Regions from separate parts of the Homo sapiens genome. Here region 2 is linked to region 1. The links are chromatin contacts, found by Hi-C or POLR2A ChIA-PET in ENCODE. All regions are on one chromosome and are shown on one strand. Each heading gives the region's core, a stretch centred on a gene start or an enhancer-like site at or near the end of the contact. The rest is flanking DNA. Distances are from core to core; before and after follow the strand shown. Region 1 overlaps CAMTA1 (calmodulin binding transcription activator 1). Region 2 overlaps CAMTA1 (calmodulin binding transcription activator 1).

The links. Hi-C counts contacts between places; a loop is a spot of excess contacts on that map. ChIA-PET counts read pairs that join two places held with the same protein, here RNA polymerase II (POLR2A). Pooled maps may share reads with other maps.
Region 2: a loop to region 1 is called in a map of Right ventricle myocardium inferior, with 4 times the contacts of the local background. The contact joins two enhancer-like sites. A Hi-C loop is called at or near these places in 2 of 168 maps with a recorded cell type or tissue (Right ventricle myocardium inferior and cardiac septum), 1 of 37 single-sample maps with no recorded cell type and 4 of 50 pooled maps. POLR2A ChIA-PET finds 5 or more read pairs at or near these places in 1 of 52 experiments (A549).

The regions. Positions count from the first base shown.
Region 1 is chr1:7,644,159-7,646,858 of GRCh38, forward strand. The region is part of intron 7 of CAMTA1 (calmodulin binding transcription activator 1); the gene reads left to right. Among named protein-coding and RNA genes, the nearest start is that of VAMP3, 130 kb to the right of the region's middle. RefSeq lists an enhancer at 1-153. Within about 2 kb of position 1,265, at least 7 of the 41 ENCODE cell types and tissues checked have a DNase peak (open chromatin) inside an H3K27ac peak, as active enhancers do.
Region 2 is chr1:7,516,732-7,519,431 of GRCh38, forward strand. The region is part of intron 6 of CAMTA1 (calmodulin binding transcription activator 1); the gene reads left to right. Among named protein-coding and RNA genes, the nearest start is that of CAMTA1-AS1, 76 kb to the left of the region's middle. Within about 2 kb of position 1,363, at least 4 of the 41 ENCODE cell types and tissues checked have a DNase peak (open chromatin) inside an H3K27ac peak, as active enhancers do.

The sequences.
Region 1 (2,700 bases), core at 15-2,514:
TGCTGTGAGATGGGGGCTCCGTGACCTTATGCCCTGGGAATCTCACCAGGCTGATTCAGAGAATCCCATCCTGGTCCTTGCAGCTGTGCCCTTTGGTCAGAAGGGGGCTTCCCTTCCACCTGCAATCTGAGGAATGCTTCCTTCAGATGAAAAAAAACACACACAGAAATAAATGAAGATAGCTGATAGGAATTCCCAGGACATTCCCAGAGATCTTTCCTGTCTTTTGGAATCCCTTCTGTAATCATGAGACTATGGGTCCTGCTGCTATGAGGAAGACCAAAATAACAGTGGCTTCAATGAAAGGGAAGCTCCTTTGGCTTTCATGTCACAGTTCAGGGTTGATGTGGCAGCCCCAGGGTCAGGGATCGGCCACCCTGGCTCCCTCCGGGTGGCTGCTCCCCATTCCTAGGGCTTTGCCTTCTTTTACATGGTCCAAAATGGCTACTCCAGCTCCTGCCATTGCAACTGCATTCCAACCAGTGGAAAGAGGAGAAAATAAGGTGGAGGGTGAGTTCCTTCCCTTTAAGCCCACAACTTGCATACATCATTTCATCTCTGGTGTCGTTGGACAGAATTTTGTCATATGGTTACTCCTAGTTGCAAGAGAGTCTGGGAAGTGTCGTTTTTTGCTTTGTAGTTCCATCCTAACGTACTTTGGGGAAAGAGGTTCTGCATGTGAATCATTCAGGGCTGAGTAGAGCTGTGCTTAGCCTGGGGTGCCCCTGTGGGCTTCAGCTTTCTGGCTTATAGTGCACAGAATTGCCCATCTCAGTCCAAGGCCTGGCAATGACTGTCTGAGGCGCCGTCTGAGGCCTGGAGTTTACAGTACGCAAGTGATCTAAAGCTTAGTATGTCTCATCCTGGAAATTCCAGGGTCTGTTCCAATGCAGCTGGTCTGAGAGAGCACCAGATTTGCACCCAGTAAACCCCCATAGTGTGAGTGAGGAGCTGAAGGGGGAGTCCTCTCCTCCCAGATTAGCCACTGAGAGATGACTTTGAGTGGAGTCGACTGCTCTGCCAGGCAGGCTCTGTGCTTCTGTCCTGCCAAGCTGGCAGGAAACTTGCTCAGTGATCTTGGGCTGCTCAGAGCCACAGTGGTTCTAAACTGCCATGCCCCAAACCTTGCACCCTTGGCTCCACTGGAACCTACAGAAAGCCAGATGGAACCGTTTCCTCGGAGAAGATCCTCTCCCTCTGAGCACCCGTGGCTTTCTTCCCTGCCCATTTCCTGGCAGCCCAGGAGGGGATGGCACGCCAGGCATTTCCCAGCAAGCTGTTGGTGAGGTTGTTCCATCCGGAGTGAGTGGCGAGGGCATGACTTCTAAGCTGTGTTCACAGCCCTTCCCGTGTGGTGATCTTGTCCCAGCTCTCCCACCTGGAGGCTCCTCTTGGAGTGCCCTGGCTGGCCAGATGGCCCTGCAGCCATGAGCAAGTCCTAGGCCTTCCTGCAGGCTTCGAAGGCCCGGAAATCAGCAGGCAGCTCCCCCAGCCGCCTCGGGGTTTAGCTCCACCCTGCCTGCCAGCCCCAGAGCTCCGCTGGCATCAGGCCAGAGTACTCAGGCCTCTGGGGCAGGTGTCCTCTGCAGCACTGGGCGGGCGGCAGGAGGGCTGGCTGTGGAATCAGCAGAGCCCCAGGGCCTACGCCCACACCACACAAGTGCTCTGTGCACCTCCATGCTTCTGCACGGGCACACGACGTATCCACAGGCACGAGTGTGTGGGGATTCAGCACCTCCACCCCCACACTTCCTCCAAAAGCAACCTCACCTCCATGGCAGGTGGTGGAGGCCATAGTAAATGTGAGGCCACAAAGGCCATGTTGAAAGTGGAGGTGGAGGCCATCCTGAATGTGGGGTGGAGGCCATAGTGAGTGCAGGTGAAGGCCCTGGTGAGTTTGGTGGGGGCCCTGGTGAATTGGGTGGAGGCCATGGTGAGTTGGGTGGAGGCCCTGGTAAGTGTGAGCGGAGGCCCCGTTGAGGTGGATGGAGGCCCTGGTGACTGCAGGTGGAGGCCATGGTGACTGTGAGGGTGGAGGCCATGGTGATTGTGAAGGTGGAGGCTATGGTGAGTTGGGTGGAGGCCCTGCCCTGGTGAGTTGGATGGAGGCCATAGTGAGTGTGGTTGGAGGCCACGGTGAGTTGGGTGGAGGCCCTGGTGAGTTGGGTGGAGGCCACGGTGAGTTGGGTGGAGGCCCTGGTAAGTTGGATGGAGGCCATAGTGAGTGTGGTTGGAGGCCCTGGTGAGTTGGGTGGAGGCCCTGGTGAGTGTGACTGGAGGCCCTGTTGAGGCGGATGGAGGCCCTGGTGACTGAGGGTGGAGGCCATGGTGACTGTGAGGGTGAGGGCCCTGGTGAGTGGTTGGAGGCCATGGTAACTGTGAAGGTGGAGGCTGTGGTGAGTTGGGTGGAGGCCCTGGTGAGTTGGGTGGAGGCTCTGGTGGGTTGGGAGGAGGTCCTGGTGAGTGTGAGCAGAGGCCCTGGTGAGGTAGAGGCCCTGGTGACTGAGGGTGGAGGCCATGGTGACTGTGAGGGTGAAAGTCATGGTGAGTTGGGTAGAGGCCATGGTGACTGTGAGGGTGGAGGCCATGGTGAGTGGGGTGGAGGCCACAGTGAGTTGGAATGGAGGCCCTAGTGAGTGTGAATGGAGGCCCTGTTGAGTTGGGTGGAGGCCCTGGCAAGTGTGGGCTTGCTTGTGCTGT
Region 2 (2,700 bases), core at 113-2,612, 130 kb before region 1:
CAGACCTGTTTTCCACTCCCCACAGGCCAGAAGAAGGGGCTCACTGGGAAGAAATGTTGCATATTTTTAGACAAATGGAAGGAAGCCCTGTCTGCCAGCAAAGGGAGTCACACAGGAGACCCTGAGAGGGCTCTTGTTTGTAAAATGGGCATAGCTCTATTGTTATTTCTCATTATGAAAATAATCCATGCCCATGTTTAAAAATCTAATCATTAAAAAAAGGTAGAATGGTAATAAAAATCGTGTGAAATCCCACCTTCCAAAGATAGTAACTCTTCAGATTTTAGTGTCTGAACTTCTGAGCTCTTTCTGGGCAGATATTAGCCACTGCTATCTTGTAATCTACTTTTTTTGCTGACATGAGCATCTTTTCAAGCTGATGGACATAGATCTGCATAATCCTTTCTCGTGGCCACGTTATATTCCATTCTCCAAATACTCCATCACTTATCTAGCCAGTCCGTGAGCGTGGGATGTTTGGATTATTCCTAATTACTCATCATTAATAACCAGGATCCTTCTAATTATCCTTTTCATGTTGGTCTGGTTATACCCTTGGGATAAATCCCTAGAGATGGGATTGCTGGGTCACAGGGGAACCTCACAGGAGAGTTCCACTTCTACCTGCAACCTTGGCCAAGGACTTTAATTTCCCTAAAGCTGTTCCCCAACCTGTGAAATGGGTACACGAATCCTGTTCTGATAATGGCAAGGATTGCAGGACCTGGCACAGAACCTGGCATTTAGTAGGTTCTACTAAATGTTAGCTCCTTTTCTGAGTAGTTGCTGCTAACTCTCCTTTCACAAAGTGCTTTGGTATATATCATCTCTTTAATGTTATGATTCCAAAGGAAGGAAAAAGTAAAACAGATATGAAGTCTCAAGAAGGGTTGGGGAAATTCCTGGGTGGGTGACTGCAATTGAGCAGGGGCTGACGGCTGGGGCTTATTCTCAAATCTTCAGGGTCAGAGACACTTAGAGCAACCAACACATCCTCTGTCTACCATGTCTGGGCATCCCCCATCAGGGAGAGAACACGATATCCATTCAGTCCTGGCGATGTACTTTCGGAGTACACCCCTGGAGGATGTCCAGGCAGAGGTTTGAGCCAAGGTCCCTTAAAGAGAAGTCCTGCCATGAGGGACGATGATCCCCCCAGGAGGCCTGGAGGACCCCTCCTGCACCTGGCTCTGAGAGCCCAGGGTTAAGCCCTTTGCTTACTGAGCCTGGGCAATTGACTGAACCATCAGAAACTCTTGATTTTCCAGCCTAGATAAGAGGGCCAAGGGCTCAGAGAAGCTTCTCCCACTGGGGGACAAGAGGACATATGAGTAGCTAAGTGGTGTCTGCCAGAGCTGGATGTGAGAAGTGGATGGGACCGTGATCCCAGAGTCAGGTTATATTTAGCAAGCACGTGTCAGGGATATGGCTCCTATCAGCAACTCTCAGGCTGCTTGGAGACTGTGTCTTACACAATTTGAAAAACTACCTGGTAAAACGAAGCTGGCAGTTGGATTCCCAGACTTCTAGAAGCCCCTCCCGGAGGTGTGGCGGGATCTCTCCAGAGGCTGAGCTGCCCTATGGCTTCCATCCCTAATATGGCTCTTCTGTTCCCTCCACCGGCCTCTCCATCCTGGGCCTGACCCCTATCCACATCAACTTCACCAGGAGCCCAGTGACACCCCCAAGGTCAGTGTCTCCACCCATTTAGAAGGGCCCATTTAGGTGAAGGCTGATTGCAGAGCCCCTGAAGTCCCCCCACGGGGCAGTTGCCTGTGGGAGAAGCACCATCCCTCCCTGAAGACAGCCGATGAACAGAGCGTGTTGTCGGGCCGCCTTGGGGTCCAGGAGCCTGGGCCGCCCACACTGCCCTCAGGAGAAATGGACCTGTGCCCACCCAGCGCTGGTTCCAGGAGAAGGGCCGGGCTGGCCTGGTGCAGGGAGGATGGCATGTCTTACAGCTCCACTTAGCTGACTCCTGGAAAGGAAGGTGCCCCTCACTCACTGCCTCCATCTCTCCAGAAGCCAATGTCAGAACAAAAAGTCAGGAGGAGCCACACATCCATCCCATGGGCAGAGGGAGCCTGGTGCATACTCATCTCCCTTCTGAGGTCAAACTTGGCCATACCCTCATTGAGTGCTCCCGAAAAAATGGCCTGTGATGGCTCCAGGCCTGCCAGCCCCAGTACTTGGGATGGCTTGGGTCCCCAGGGGAGGGGGCCCCCGGCCCTGTGCCAGGAGCAGAGCCCTCCTGGGGAGAGCAAGGCAGTTCTCAAGGAAATCTTCTGGCCTTCCTCCCTGCCCCATCCATCACCAGACAGCCCACTCCAGATGGAAAGGGAAAAGGAAGAAAAAATGTTAATATGCAATTAAAGTTGAGATCATAAACAGGTGCTCTAATTAGAAGTCTTCTCAAATCATCAAAAGCTCATTTACAAGGTGAGATGCCAGAGGTGCCCTGATGCCGGCTGGCACAGAGCTTTCTGCCACTGAGGAGGAGTTTGGGGACAGCCCTCACCTGTCTCCTTGAGGCTTCGGCAGGTGGGCAGGGGCCAGGAGAGGTGGGGGCACAGGGGAAGTCTTAGCCAGACCTGGAGGAGGGCAGCTCCTGCTCACGGCAGCTCCACAGGTGGCTCCCCAGCATGGCCACTGCTCAGGCTGTCTTGGCAGAAGGAGCTCTGCACGCCTGGAGCCTGGTGT